Linked DNA regions of Mus musculus: region 2 is linked to region 1. The links are chromatin contacts, found by Hi-C or POLR2A ChIA-PET in ENCODE. All regions are on one chromosome and are shown on one strand. The core of a region is the stretch at or near the end of the contact, and the rest is flanking DNA. Distances in the headings are between cores, read along the strand shown.

Region 1 (6,245 bases), core at 2,476-4,975:
TGAGTTCCAGGACAGTCAGAGCTTCATAGCAGACACGCTGTCTCAGAAAAAAAAATACCAAAAGAACCAAACCAACAACAAATAAAATAAAAATCCAAAAAACAAAAAAACTTTCCCCCTGAAGTGCCCTCTACAACTTCCTTGTCCGTTTTGTTTTGTTTTGTTTTGTTTTGTTTTGTTTTGTTTTGTGTCTCTTCCAGGCAGGGGTTTCTCTGGGTATCCCTGGCTGTCGTGGAACCCAGGGTGGCTTCGAACTCAGAGATCCAGATCCACCTATCTCTGCCTCCTTAGTGCTGGGATTAAAGGCGTGCTCCCGCACAGCAGCCAGGGTGTTTACTTTTAGTTTAGTGTATGAGTGTTTGGCCTGCATGTATGCTAAATGATTCCATGCGTATCTGGTGCCCTCGGAGGCCAGAAGGGGGCGCCAGACACCTGAAACTGGAACTAGGAGTGGTTGTGAGCCACCCGAAGAGGATGCTGGTAACCAAATCCCGACAGCCAAAGGAACAAGCGCTCTTGACCACTGCGCTTCTCTCCAGCCTCGTTACAGGGGAATCTTTTTAAAGGATACTTGTAGGCCGCCGTGTGATAGCTCTGAGTGTTTCCTGCCAACCTGAAACAACCTGAATTTCATCCTGGTAGGAGAGAACTGACTTCCACAAGTTATCCTCTTACTGTACATGTGAACCATGGTATATACTCTTCCCATATGCGCGTGCGCGCGCGCGCACACGCACACGCGCACACACAAACACACGAGAGAGAGAGAGAGAGAGAGAGAGAGAGAGAGAGAGAGAGAGAGAGAGAGAGAGGAAACAAACAAAAAATAAATGCAACAATAAAAAAAGTTTTTACTGGTTATAGCGGTATACACCATTAATTACAGCATATTCAGGAGACACAAGCAGGTGGATCTTTGTAAGTCTGAGATTAGACTGGTTCTATAGAGAGTTCCAGGTCACCCAGGACTAAAAAGTGAGATCCTGTCAAAAACAAACAAAAACAAACTCCTTGGGGCCAGTGATGAAAGGAAAAGTATCACTCAGGACCCCCAAGACCAAGTTCTCAATTTTCAAAGGAGATTATTTCCTCCAGAGGGAGAGAGGGCAGGGATAAGGGACAAAGATAGGAAGGAGATAGAGGAAGAGGGAGAAGATGAAGGGAACAGGAAAGAGGGGGAGGGGCATTTGTCCCATAGGAAGAAGCCTTGCCTCTGGATAGAGAGGAGACAGACATGGCTCATAGGAAAATAGCAGATGCCTGGCAGTGATGGCACAGGCCTTAATCCCAGCACTTGGGAGGCAGAGGCAAGCAGATTTCTGAGTTTGAGGCCAGCCAGGTCTACAGAGTGAGTTCCAGGCCAGCCAGGGCTACACAAAGAAACCCTAGGTCGAAAACCCAAAAAAAAAAAAAAAAAAAAAAAAAGTAAAAATAAAAAAGAAAAAGAAAAGAAAAAGAAAATAGCAGTTTATAAAGGTAAAAGGGAAAACCCCATGTTAGGATGAGGCCTTTAACTTTAAGTGGGCGTGGGCATGTTAATTAGCTGAGCCAAAGGAGGCTTCTGATTTCTTCACTTCAATACTTTGATAGCTGGACCTTGGTAGTCAGCCTCAGGAGCAGGATGTGGCCAAATAAGGAAACAGACCTTGGGGGCTAGCTTTAGGAAGATAATTTCATGGTTTTTAGAAAGGCAGAAGGAATAGGGAGAGAAGGCAGGGCTTGCCAGAGCCATGCTCACCACACTCAGGCTAGCCAGAGTCCTTTCAGGTGAGATAGCTCAGCAATTAAGAACACTAGCTACTCTTCCAGAGGACCTGGGTTTGATTCCCAGAGCCTATATGGTGCTTTAATTCCAGTGCTGGGGTATACAATCCTCTCTTCTGGTATCTAGAGACACATGGCACAGACATACTAGCTGGTAAAACATGTGTAAACACAAAAATAAAATAACAACCAAAAAACTGAAAAATTATAGTTCCTTTTTAAAAATGGATTTATTTATTTTATATATGTGAGTACACTGTAGCTATCTTCAGACACACCAGAAGAGGGCAGTGGATCACCTTACAGATGGTTGTGAGCCACCATGTTTGTGATTTGGAATTGAGTTTAGGACCTCTGGAAAAGCATTCAGTGCTCTTAACCTCCGAGCCATCTCTCTAGCAAACCCCTCCCCCCCAAGTTATAGTTCTATGGATCTCCATGTCATTTTAAACTGATTCCTTCCATACTAAATAATATCTCATATACTATATGATAATAAGGAACCAAATAAGAGTCTGACTCCTGCTTTTTTCATTTTTCTTTCTTTCTTTTTTTCTTTTCTTTTCTTTCTTTTTTGCCCTGCCTCTGCCTCCCAAGTGCTGGGATTAAAGGTGTGCGCCACCACTGCCTGGCTTGGCCCGCACATTCTTGTTCCTTTCCCATTTATGATACTGAGGATCAAATCAGAACTTTGCCCATGCAAGGGCCCTGTGACTACACTACACTGTCTGCTTTTATTCTTTTTCTCTCTTATAAGGAACATGGTCTCACTATGTAGCACATGCTAGCCTTACACTCTGCACTTCCTGTCTCTGTTTATTTATTTATTTTTTTGAGACAAGGTTTTTCTGTGTAGCCCCAGCTGACCTGAAACTTGCTCTGTAGACCAGGCTGGCCTTGAACTCAGAGATCCACCTGCATCTGCCTCCTGAGTGCTGAGATTAAAGATGTGCACCACTGGCATCCGTCTTCTGTCTCTGCTTCTTGAGTATTAGTGATACAGGCATGAGCCACTCTAGTTCTCCTACATACACGATTGCTAAAATTCCACTCATCGGCTAGATGAGGTAGTAGCTTAGAGGTAGAAAACTAGATTGTGAGCATGGAGCTCTGGATTTGATCCCTAACAGCCCCCCCCCCCCAAATTCCATTCGTCCTGTGTGTGTCACATGACACAGCATTTCTAAGAAGTCCTCTTTTATCCCTCTCAAGCTGGGATGCTTTTCTATTGAAACGTGTTTGATTAGCATCTCCTTACTTAACTGTACTATGTTGTTTCTCTTTGTTGGTGTTTCGAATGTTGCTTCTTACCGATCTTTATATATGAATGTGGCATGCATACGTGTATGAAAAATCTTACACGTATGCACAGGTGTACATGGAGTTCTGAGGCTGCCATTGAGTGTTTTCCTCCAAGACTCTCCACATTCTTCACAGAATGGCTAGGTAGACTCACCATTTGAGCTAGTCTGGCTAGCCAGTTTGTTCTGGGAATTTCCAGATCTCTTGTCTCCGGTGCACCGGAATTGCAGGTGGGCCATCACACTCCACTTGGTTTTCTAAAAAATTTTGTGTATGGGTGTTTTGTCTATATGAGTATGTCTGTATACCACGTGTTTGCTTGGTATTGTAGGAGGCCAGACACCCACACATCTTTTTTTTAAAAAAAGAAAAAAATCCAAGCACTGGCGAGGAATATCTGTGAATTGGAAGCCAGACTGTTGCACACAAAGAGTTCAGGTCCCGTTAGGACTACAAAATGAAACATTGTCTCAAAAAGAAGGAACCCGCTAGGGAGGCGGGAAGGAAAAGAAACCTCGAACAGGGAAGAGAGAAAAAAAGCATTGGCAGGCACAAGCGGTCCCTCCCCTAGGACCCGGATGTAGGTAAAAGACTACACTTCCCAGAATGCACCACGCCCGCCTGGCAACTATATAAATAGTCCATCCGGGTTCTTGGAGATGCTGTTTGGCGACTCGTCGCCATTCCCGGAGCAGCTCGGCCTCGGCCCAGAGGCGAGTGTCGGTCGCTGTGTCGGAGACCCCGGTCCCCGGCACCGAGACAGCCAGCCCTCTCTCCTGCCCCGCGGCGGGAGAGCGTGTCCGGCCGGCCGGCGGGGCTCGCGACCCTCCCGCGCCTCCCTTTCCCCCGCAGCCTCTGCCCCGCCAGGCCCGGCCCGGACCTCCGAGCCCCGGCCTCCTCCTCCTCCTCCTCCTCGTCCTCGTCCTCCTCTTCGGTCACCGCCGCCTCTGGGCCCCACAACCCCACCTTGCCGCTTCTCCTTCCATTTTGAGAAGCTGAGGAAGGAAACAAGGAAAAATGTCGCCATGAAGGCCGAGAACCGCTGCCGCCGCCGACCCCCGCCGGCCCTGAACGCCATGAGCCTGGGTCCCCGCCGCGCCCGCTCCGCTCCGACCGCCGTCGCCGCCGAGGCCCCCTTTGATGCCGCAGAGCTCCCCCAGCGCCGCCGCCACCGCCTCCGACATGGACAAGAACAGCGGCTCCAACAGCTCCTCCGCCTCCTCGGGCAGCAGCAAAGGGCAACAGCCGCCCCGCTCCGCCTCGGCGGGGCCGGCCGGCGAGTCTAAACCCAAGAGTGGTAAGAGCCGGCGGGTCTGCCGGGTCACTTGGGGGAGGAGGGACAAACGACCCACCTTCCGCTTGCACTGACATCCAGTATTTACGGTTAAGCCGATCTGCGCTGCGTGGTTAATTTGGGCCCTTGCATTCATATTCAAAACAGCTGGCTGAAGTAGGCGCTATTCTTAGCCCCATTTTGCAGATGAGGGATCTGAGATTTTGGAAAGGGTTAAGGTCATCCAGGTGGCAAGCACCTCACAGAAGGCCTCAAGACCTGGCTTTGTGTGACTCACCGTCGGTCCAGGCTCTAAAACAATTGACTTTGTTTTCTCTTCTAGTGTCGGATTAGCTTTGGGTGGCATTCAAGTTTGAATAAGAGAGGGTGAGGCCCGAGGATTTTCAGACTTAAATCTGGCACCGGGTCTGCTCCTCTGTTTAAGAGGACTCATGTTGGGATGGCGTTGCTCGGCGTGATAGTAAAGCATGCAGACCCTGCATTCAGTTCATTTAGGTTCAGTCCTTGAGTTTGCTAATACACACTATTAAGTAAATGGGCTAAGCGCTTAGAGTACTTGACAACTTTTTGCCTAAATATTATGCCTGTTTGTGTGCGGTAGGTTATATGGGCTTGGCTTTCATGGTGTGTGTGTGTGTGTGTGTGTGTGTGTGTGTGAGAGAGAGAGTGATGTGTGTAGTCAGGCTTCTTAGTATTACTATAACATAATAATAATGATATTATTATAATAATATAATAATACTACTTACTGATTATGCACAAAGCACACGGGTAGGCTTTTAGGTGTGATAGCACTACTCTAATCGTTTAACCTGTCTAGCCAGGAGTTATTCCACCGCAGAGAATAAACTAGGCTGTGGATTAGGAGATGGCAGAATCCCGAGTCCAGCATTCTCCATCTTGTGTCAGAGCTGTGTACAAATCTCTTTTAAACTTTTACCATGTTGGCAGTATTTTTGAGATAGTAATTTTTTTTTCAATCAGTCTTTTGGTTTTTCGAGACAAGTTTCTCTTTGCATCCTTGCCTGTCCTGAAACTCACTCTATAGACCAGGCTGGCCTTGAACTCAGAGATCCACCTGCCTCTGCTTCTCAAGCACCTCCAAAATCTCAGACACAGCCAAGTTTCAGATTGTGGTTTAATTACAATGTTTCTCCTTCTCTTTCCTCCCTCCAAAGCTTCCTGTGTAACCTTCCGCTAATCTCCTTCATGTCCTTCTTTCACACATCTGTATGCATGTGCATATACATGTCAGCAAGCATGTGTATGAGTTCTATGCATATCCACCAGTGAACCTGAGCGTGGGGAGGAGCCTAGGAACCTGAACCCTACACAAAGAACTCCAGGAGACTTAGTAACACTGGGAGTGGGAGAGGGGGTCTCCTGGAAGAGCACACCCCGTAGTTTTCCAGTGCCAAACATCACTGGATGTATTTAGTGCAAAGATGTATGTGCAAGTAACTTTGTTTGGATTCCGCAGTGTGTTTTTGTGAGAGAGAGCATGTGTGACAGATGGGGAGCTTTGAGCTGACAGTCTAAGATTCAAAGAGCTGGACGGTATGGGTCAGTGGTAGAGACCTTGCCTAGAATATGCAAGGCCCTGGGTTTGATCCTTAGCATCCCCCCACCCCCCTCAAATTAAAGAGCAAAAAAAAAAAAAAAAAGCACTAAAATTATAAGGCTTACTGACTGAGAGTTTATCTGTAGGGTATGACAAACTCCATTACCAGGTCTACCTGAGGATGTGTAGAAGTTGCCTGTGTAACTTGGGTAGGGACCAGTTTTCGCTGTGATGTACCAGTGCTTTACTGTCTAAGCAGGTGTTAGTGTAACTCGCCTCTGAACCGTATAAACTGATTCTGGAGTTTTGCACATGTGTAGTTTT
Region 2 (6,279 bases), core at 837-3,336, 37 kb after region 1:
TCCGGCCGGCGCTGGGGATTTTCCACACAAGTTCTGTGCGCTCAGAGTCCCCCAAGTGAACGTTTAAGGTCAGCCCTGCACTTAAAGTCCGAGAGTGTCGCACGATCTGGGACCTAAAAGTCAGAGCACAGGTTTTCCCATACAGCCAAATACGCGAATTCTTTGAGGGGATTTCGACAGTTTTGTGGAGGGGAGTTCTTTTCAAGTGGTTTCCAAAAACAATATAGTATCCTCCCTCCCTCTCTTCCTGGTTTCTTTTTTTCCTCAAGCTAACCCCAGACTGACTGTGTAGCCAAGACGACCCCGAACTTCTGATCCCCTGCCTTTTCCTACGAAGCGCTGGCATTACCAACGCGTCCCACCACACCCAGCCCTCTGTTTTCTGTTAAGAATAGAGGATTATGTTTTAAAATGAAGAACAGAGGGTTAAGGTTTTTAATGCGTTTTTCTAGCCCATTCCCTTGAATACCTTTGTGTGATTAATAAATGATAAATTATTATTGTTGTTGTTGGGTTTTTGATACAGCGTTTCTTTCTGTAGCCCGGGCTGTCCTGGAACTCACTCTGTAGACCAGGCTGGCCTTGAACTCAGAAATCCGCCTGCTTCTGCCTCCCGAGTGCTGGGATTAAAGGCCTGCGCCACCACTGCCCAGCATTTAAAAAACAAACAAACAAAAAAAAAAAAAAAAAAAAAAAACAGGGTCCCACTCTATCTACCTAAGGCTAGCTTGGAGCCCAAAGCAATCCTGCCTCAGCCTCCTAAGGACTAGGACTACAGGGGTGTGCTACACTTCATTTATCTTGCATGTTAAGTGCATATTCTTTTTTAAAATTTATTATTATATCTAAGTACACTATAGCTTTCTTCAGACACACCAGAAGAGAACATCAGATCTCATTACAGATGGTTGTGAGCCACCACGTGGGATTTGAACCCAGGACCTTCAGAAGAGCCTTCACTCCAGCCCCTAAGTCCATATTTTTTTAAAGATTTATTTATTATTATATGTAAGTGTAGCTGTCTTCAGACAATCCAGAAGATGGAGTCAGATCTCATTACGGATGGTTGTGAGCCACCATGTGGTTGCTGGGATTTGAACTCCGGACCTTCAGAAGAGCAGTCAGGTGCTCCTACCTACTGAGCCATCTCACCAGCCCTAAGTGCATATTCTTAATGGTGTGACTCAGTGAGGTGGATTTGTGTGACTGCCACCCTATTAAGATGTAGATAAGGTTCAGTGCTCCCCAAATTCCCAGGCCCTTGCCAAAACCTTTAGTGGGAAGGAGCCATCATCCCCATTTCTGGAGAGATAGGTTTTGCCAGGCCTTGGCCTGGACATATATGTTTTAAGCATGCAACATGCCTGTAAGTCCGCTGCTTGACTCTATTTTCCTGTCGCCGGTGCTGCTACAGACATTCCTCACGTGCTCGGTATTGCATGTTTTAAGTGCACCACTAAGTCGGTCAGCATTGCCTTAATACACATTGTCTACAGATTTTCTTGTTATCCTGGGTTTCTTGGTGCCTGGCTTTGTAGCAGGGTCATTTTTGAAAATTAGATTTATTTATTTGTTGTAGAAATGTGGAGGTGCGTATTTGCCACGGCCGGAGGTGGCGATCAGAGGACGACTTTGGGAAGTTGGTTCTCAGGACCTCCGTTATGTGTACAGCTGTCATGGCCTCGCCTGGCCAGGTGTGGTAACGTAAAGCAAGACTTATATTTCACAGCTGACTATTTACAAGATCCGAAATCAGTTTTCAGTCTTCTCTTAGCCACAGCTTTAGGGGACCACAGATGTCCCTTCGCAGACTGCCATTCACTATTGCAATCAAGAGGCAATCATCGTCCACAGCCAGCGGCCGGTAGGGGGTGCCAGAGGCCCACTGTGTAGCTCGCCACACTCCCCACTCTCTAAAAATAGCACCAGTGCCTTTATCCTAACCCTGAGACCATTTTATAGATGCGGTCCGGGCCCAGGCCCAGAATTTAACCTTGAAAGCATTGGTCTCCAAACTCCCTGCTCGGATCCACTCCGATGCTCACTGCCCACCTGCTGTAACGTAGCCACAGGCGTGGGTTCGGATCCCCGGTCTTCGTCCTCCGGCCCGGTGCTGTCAGGGACCACACCGCGTCTCCAAAGCAGAGCTTCCCCTTCTAGTTCCGATTATTAAGAATTATTAGGATGGAGGTGTAGGTGGGATTGCACCGGCACGGGAGGGCGGGTGCCTAATAAACAAACAACGGCGAGCGGCTGTCACCCAGAGGAAGCACCCTGATCCGGGCCAGCCGGGAAGTGCGGGCCAGACGCCTCCCGGTGGGCCGGCGGCGGCGACGTGTCGTCGCAGCCTCTCCCGGTGGTAATTAGCCCCCGCCCTCGGCTCCGCCAGCCGCTAATTACACGTCTCCTAATGAGGCCGGCGGCTGTTTGCAATCACCCGGGTCCCCGCCGCGCGGGGGCGGGAGTCGTGGGCCGGCGTCAGGCGGAGGAAGGGGCTGAGGCTTAGAGAGGCGGACCTACGCAGGCATGACTCACGCGGGGATGGAGCCTAATCCCCGCTGAGCCCAAACCTGTGCGTCGTCGAGCCCATTCATCACCCACCGCCCTCATCCTGTATCCTGGGGTGGTTTCGCTTACTATTTATTACCGTGGTTATGGAAAGACTGGGCCTAGCCCAGGTCAGATGGTCAGGTGTGCGTGGGCCGGATCAGGGTGAGTGGGCGTTTGGGGGTCCCCCCCCACACTTTGGGTTTGTCGGCCCCCACTGCTACGTTGCTGGCCCAAAAGGTTAGCTCCGGCTACGCCTTCCAAAAACCTACTTTGAAACAACTAACGAAACCGTTATCAGACTAAAAGTTTAGATAACTGTCTAAGAAGAGGTTGGGATAGTTGCTAAAATGATCAATCAGGGGTCAGGTGAGACGATGGGGAAGGGAGCTTGCGGTCAAGCCCTGATCAAGATCTGAGTTGGATCTCAGGGACTGGCATAGGAAGCCCTAGAAAGGTGTTCTCCGACCTCCGTATGTGTACACGTGCCTCCTCCTAAATAAATTTAATTACATGGGAGCGGCAGGAGGCAGGAGGTGTGTGTGGCATTATGTAGATCCTGTTATCCTTAAAACTCATGGAAGGTCCACCCATCTCTGCCTCCTGGGGGGCTGGGATGAAAGGCATGAACTACTAGGCCCAGTTTTAGGGTGCTTTTATTTTGAGGTCCTGGGGAATATGTTGTGGGTGCTTAGGCAAGGGTTCTGCTGCCAAGATACACCCCCAGCCCTGATGCTTTCTCAGGCACATTGGCATCGCGGGAGTCTCTTTTAAAGAGTCTAGATGCTGCAGCCACACAGGATGCTGGCCCAGGACACTTGAACCTGCGTGGCTGTTTTCCCAGCAGCCACTGTGTGCCTTGTGTGCCTCTAAGTCTATCCTTAAGCAGCCACTACCCTGTGCGCCTCTAAGTCTATCCTTAAGCCTAGTTACTTGTTTCTTTTTCCCTTTGGATTGTTTGTTTGTTTTTATTTTTTTAAGTCATTAAAATAATTTGTATAGTTAAATGCCTCTTAAATATACATGATGTCTTGTTTTTAAAAAATTTTTTAAATCTTTGCTTCCTTCTCGCTCCGGCTCAAAGATTTATTTATTTATTATATGTAAGTACACTGTAGCTGTCTTCAGATACACCTGAAGAGGCATCAGATCGAATTACAGATGGTTGTGAGCCACCATGTGGTTGCTGGGATTTGAACTCAGGACCTCTGGAAGAACAGTCAGTGCTCTTGACCGCTGAGCCATCGCTCCAGCCCTTGTTTTTTAATTTTTTTAAACAATTTTTATTTACATTAGTGTTCCTTCTCCATGTGTGTCTGAGTGAGTGTCAGGTCCCCTAGAACTGGAATTGCACAGTTGTGAGCCGCTGGGGTTTAACCCTCGTCCTCTGGAAGCGCAGCCAATGGTCTTAAGCGCTGAGCCATTTCTCCAGCCCCGCTGTTGTTTAAAAGAAAAGAAGAAATGGGTATGGAGACAATTTAAGTCAAATTGTAGTTTCTATTTGCCTGGCCAGGGTTCTAGGGAACCACTGTGTGGGAGAATGCTAAAGAACATTTCCTCCTGAACCTAAGATGGAGCCCTGAATCTTGTCGCATAGTTCTGGATGCCTTGTGGACATCTTTCCCGGCCACTGGCTTTGCGGATCATTCACTCCTCAAATAAGAAGTCCCAAGTACAGTACTCTTTGGTTTAGGTTTTTTGTTTGGTTGGGTTTTGTGTGTTTGTGTGTTTCTTCGCCTTATGTATCTGTGTACCGCCTGCATGCAGTACTTGTGGAAGCCAGAAGAGAGCGTGAGTTCCCATGGAACTGGAATTACAGATGGTGGTCAGCCACTGAGTGGGTGCTGGGAAGAGAACCAGGTTCCTCTAGAAAAGCAGCTGGCGCCGGGCGGTGGTGGTGCACACCTTTAATCCCAGCACTCAGGAGGTAGAGGCAGGCAGATTTCTGAGTTTGAGGCCAGCCTGGTCTACAGAGTGAGTTCCAGGATAGCCAGGCTATACAGAGAAACCCTGTCTTGGAAAAAAACAAACAAAACAAAACAAAAAGTTATAGAAAAGCAGCTGGCGTTCTTAACTGCTGAGCAGTCTCTCCAACCCCCATACAGTGATTGTTAATTACACACTCCTTTCTTCAAGGACAAGGTGAACAAAGATGACCTTTATTTGACCTGGCAAAAGGTACCTCAGTGTCTCTTTGAAAAACTCTGCAGAAGTGTGCGTGCGTGTGTGCGTGTGTATGTGTGTGTGTGTGTGTGTGTGTGTGAGCGTGCACGAGTCACAGCCTTATAAGATGTGTGCTTGGTGTTATTTGTGCTGTATTACAAATATTTGCTTGCCCCAGGTACACAGGCAAGGGCTCAGGAGTAGCATTTGAACCAGACACTCTGGTGGAGGTCTTTGTTTTGTTTTGTTTTGTTTTGTTTTGTTTTGTTTTGTTTTGTTTTGTTTTGTTTTGTTTTAAGGGAACAGTTGGGTCATGGTCCTGGGTGGCCTCAACTTCATAGAAACCTGCCTGCTTCAACTTCCCGGGTTCTGAGATCAAAGGCCGTTTCTGACACACCCCACTGCGGATAGTGGATTCGGGCTACCATCCACATAGCTTTCTTGTCTTTATTTGCATGGGAAATTTCCAGAAGGTGACACAAGAAAGCTGTTGATGGTGGCTGCCTCTGGGGAGAGAAATTAGAAGTGTTAAGTAGGAAGAGAGATTCACTTTTTATCCTGTGATTTTTTTTTTTTTTAAAGACAGTCTCCTGTAGCCCAGGCTGTCCTTGCATTTTCTGTGCGGCTGGGATGGTGTCGAGCCCTGACCAATGAGTGGAGAGATCACAGTGTATATGGCACTGCACTTTGTTTTATGTGGTGCTAAGGATTGAACCCAGGCTTTCTGCACGCTGAGAACTCTGCATCCGTCTCTGCCACTCTCAGTGGTCTCCCCCTTAGTTGGAAACAGGGTCTCATAGGGACTAGCTCAGGCTGCCCTACAACTCTTGTTGTAATATTCATGGTGCAATCCCGGCTGGTCTGAAACGCCTCAGACGTGGGGTGATCTCTCCGCTTCTCCCGAGGATCACCGAAAAGAGCCGTTATGCTCAGTTCCTGTGCGACCTCCTATGCCAGTTTCTCTTGATGTTAGGCACCGTGTGGTCGTGTGACCTCCCATCCCTGTGTTAAAATTCTAACCTCACCACGATGTGAGGAGAGGGGGCACTTTGAAGGTGACTTGGAGATAATTAAGTCATGAGGCTGTGATGCCCATGAATGGAAACGATGTCCCCTATGAGAGGGACCCCAGAGAGCTCTCTCATCCTTCCTGCCATGTGGGGATACCCCAAGAAGACAGCTGTATATAAACCAAGAAGCGAACCCTACTGTGGGTTTTGCCAGATTGTGAACAACCAAAAAAAAAAAAAAAAAAAAAAATTCATTGTTTAAACCACACGGTGGTGTTTTGTTACAACACTGAACGGATGACCGGACACATGCACGTATAGGATAGTTTCGTCGTTTAAAGAAGTTCCTGGACCCGGTCTCCCGAAGTATATTATTCCTAATGTTTGCCTCAGCCGAGGGAATAAAACAGAGCCCACTGAGGTGATGTAGCTGTTCTGGCAAAAAAGAAATGCTGGAGTTATACACGTGATGCTGGTTCCTTCCCCCGAGTCTCAGTTTCTTCTGAGAGAGCGCGCCTGGCTCACCACTGCCATCTTTCCTGCATAAGCTCAGATCAGC

Evidence for each region. Hi-C counts contacts between places; a loop is a spot of excess contacts on that map. ChIA-PET counts read pairs that join two places held with the same protein, here RNA polymerase II (POLR2A).
Region 2: a map of gastrocnemius shows a loop between it and region 1 (4-fold over the local background). The contact joins the promoter of Pop5 here to the promoter of Rnf10 in region 1. A Hi-C loop is called at or near these places in 6 of 37 maps with a recorded cell type or tissue (adrenal gland, gastrocnemius and heart). POLR2A ChIA-PET finds 5 or more read pairs at or near these places in 4 of 5 experiments (Patski and embryonic stem cell).

What each region holds. Positions count from the first base shown.
Region 1 is chr5:115,270,375-115,276,619 of GRCm38, reverse strand. Rnf10 (ring finger protein 10) reads left to right here and starts at 3,725. Exons shown (of 17, transcript NM_016698.2): 1 at 3,725-4,363. The coding sequence starts at 4,207.
Region 2 is chr5:115,231,658-115,237,936 of GRCm38, reverse strand. Pop5 (processing of precursor 5, ribonuclease P/MRP family (S. cerevisiae)) reads right to left here and starts at 2,086. Exons shown (of 6, transcript NM_026398.4): 1 at 2,053-2,086; 2 at 1-113.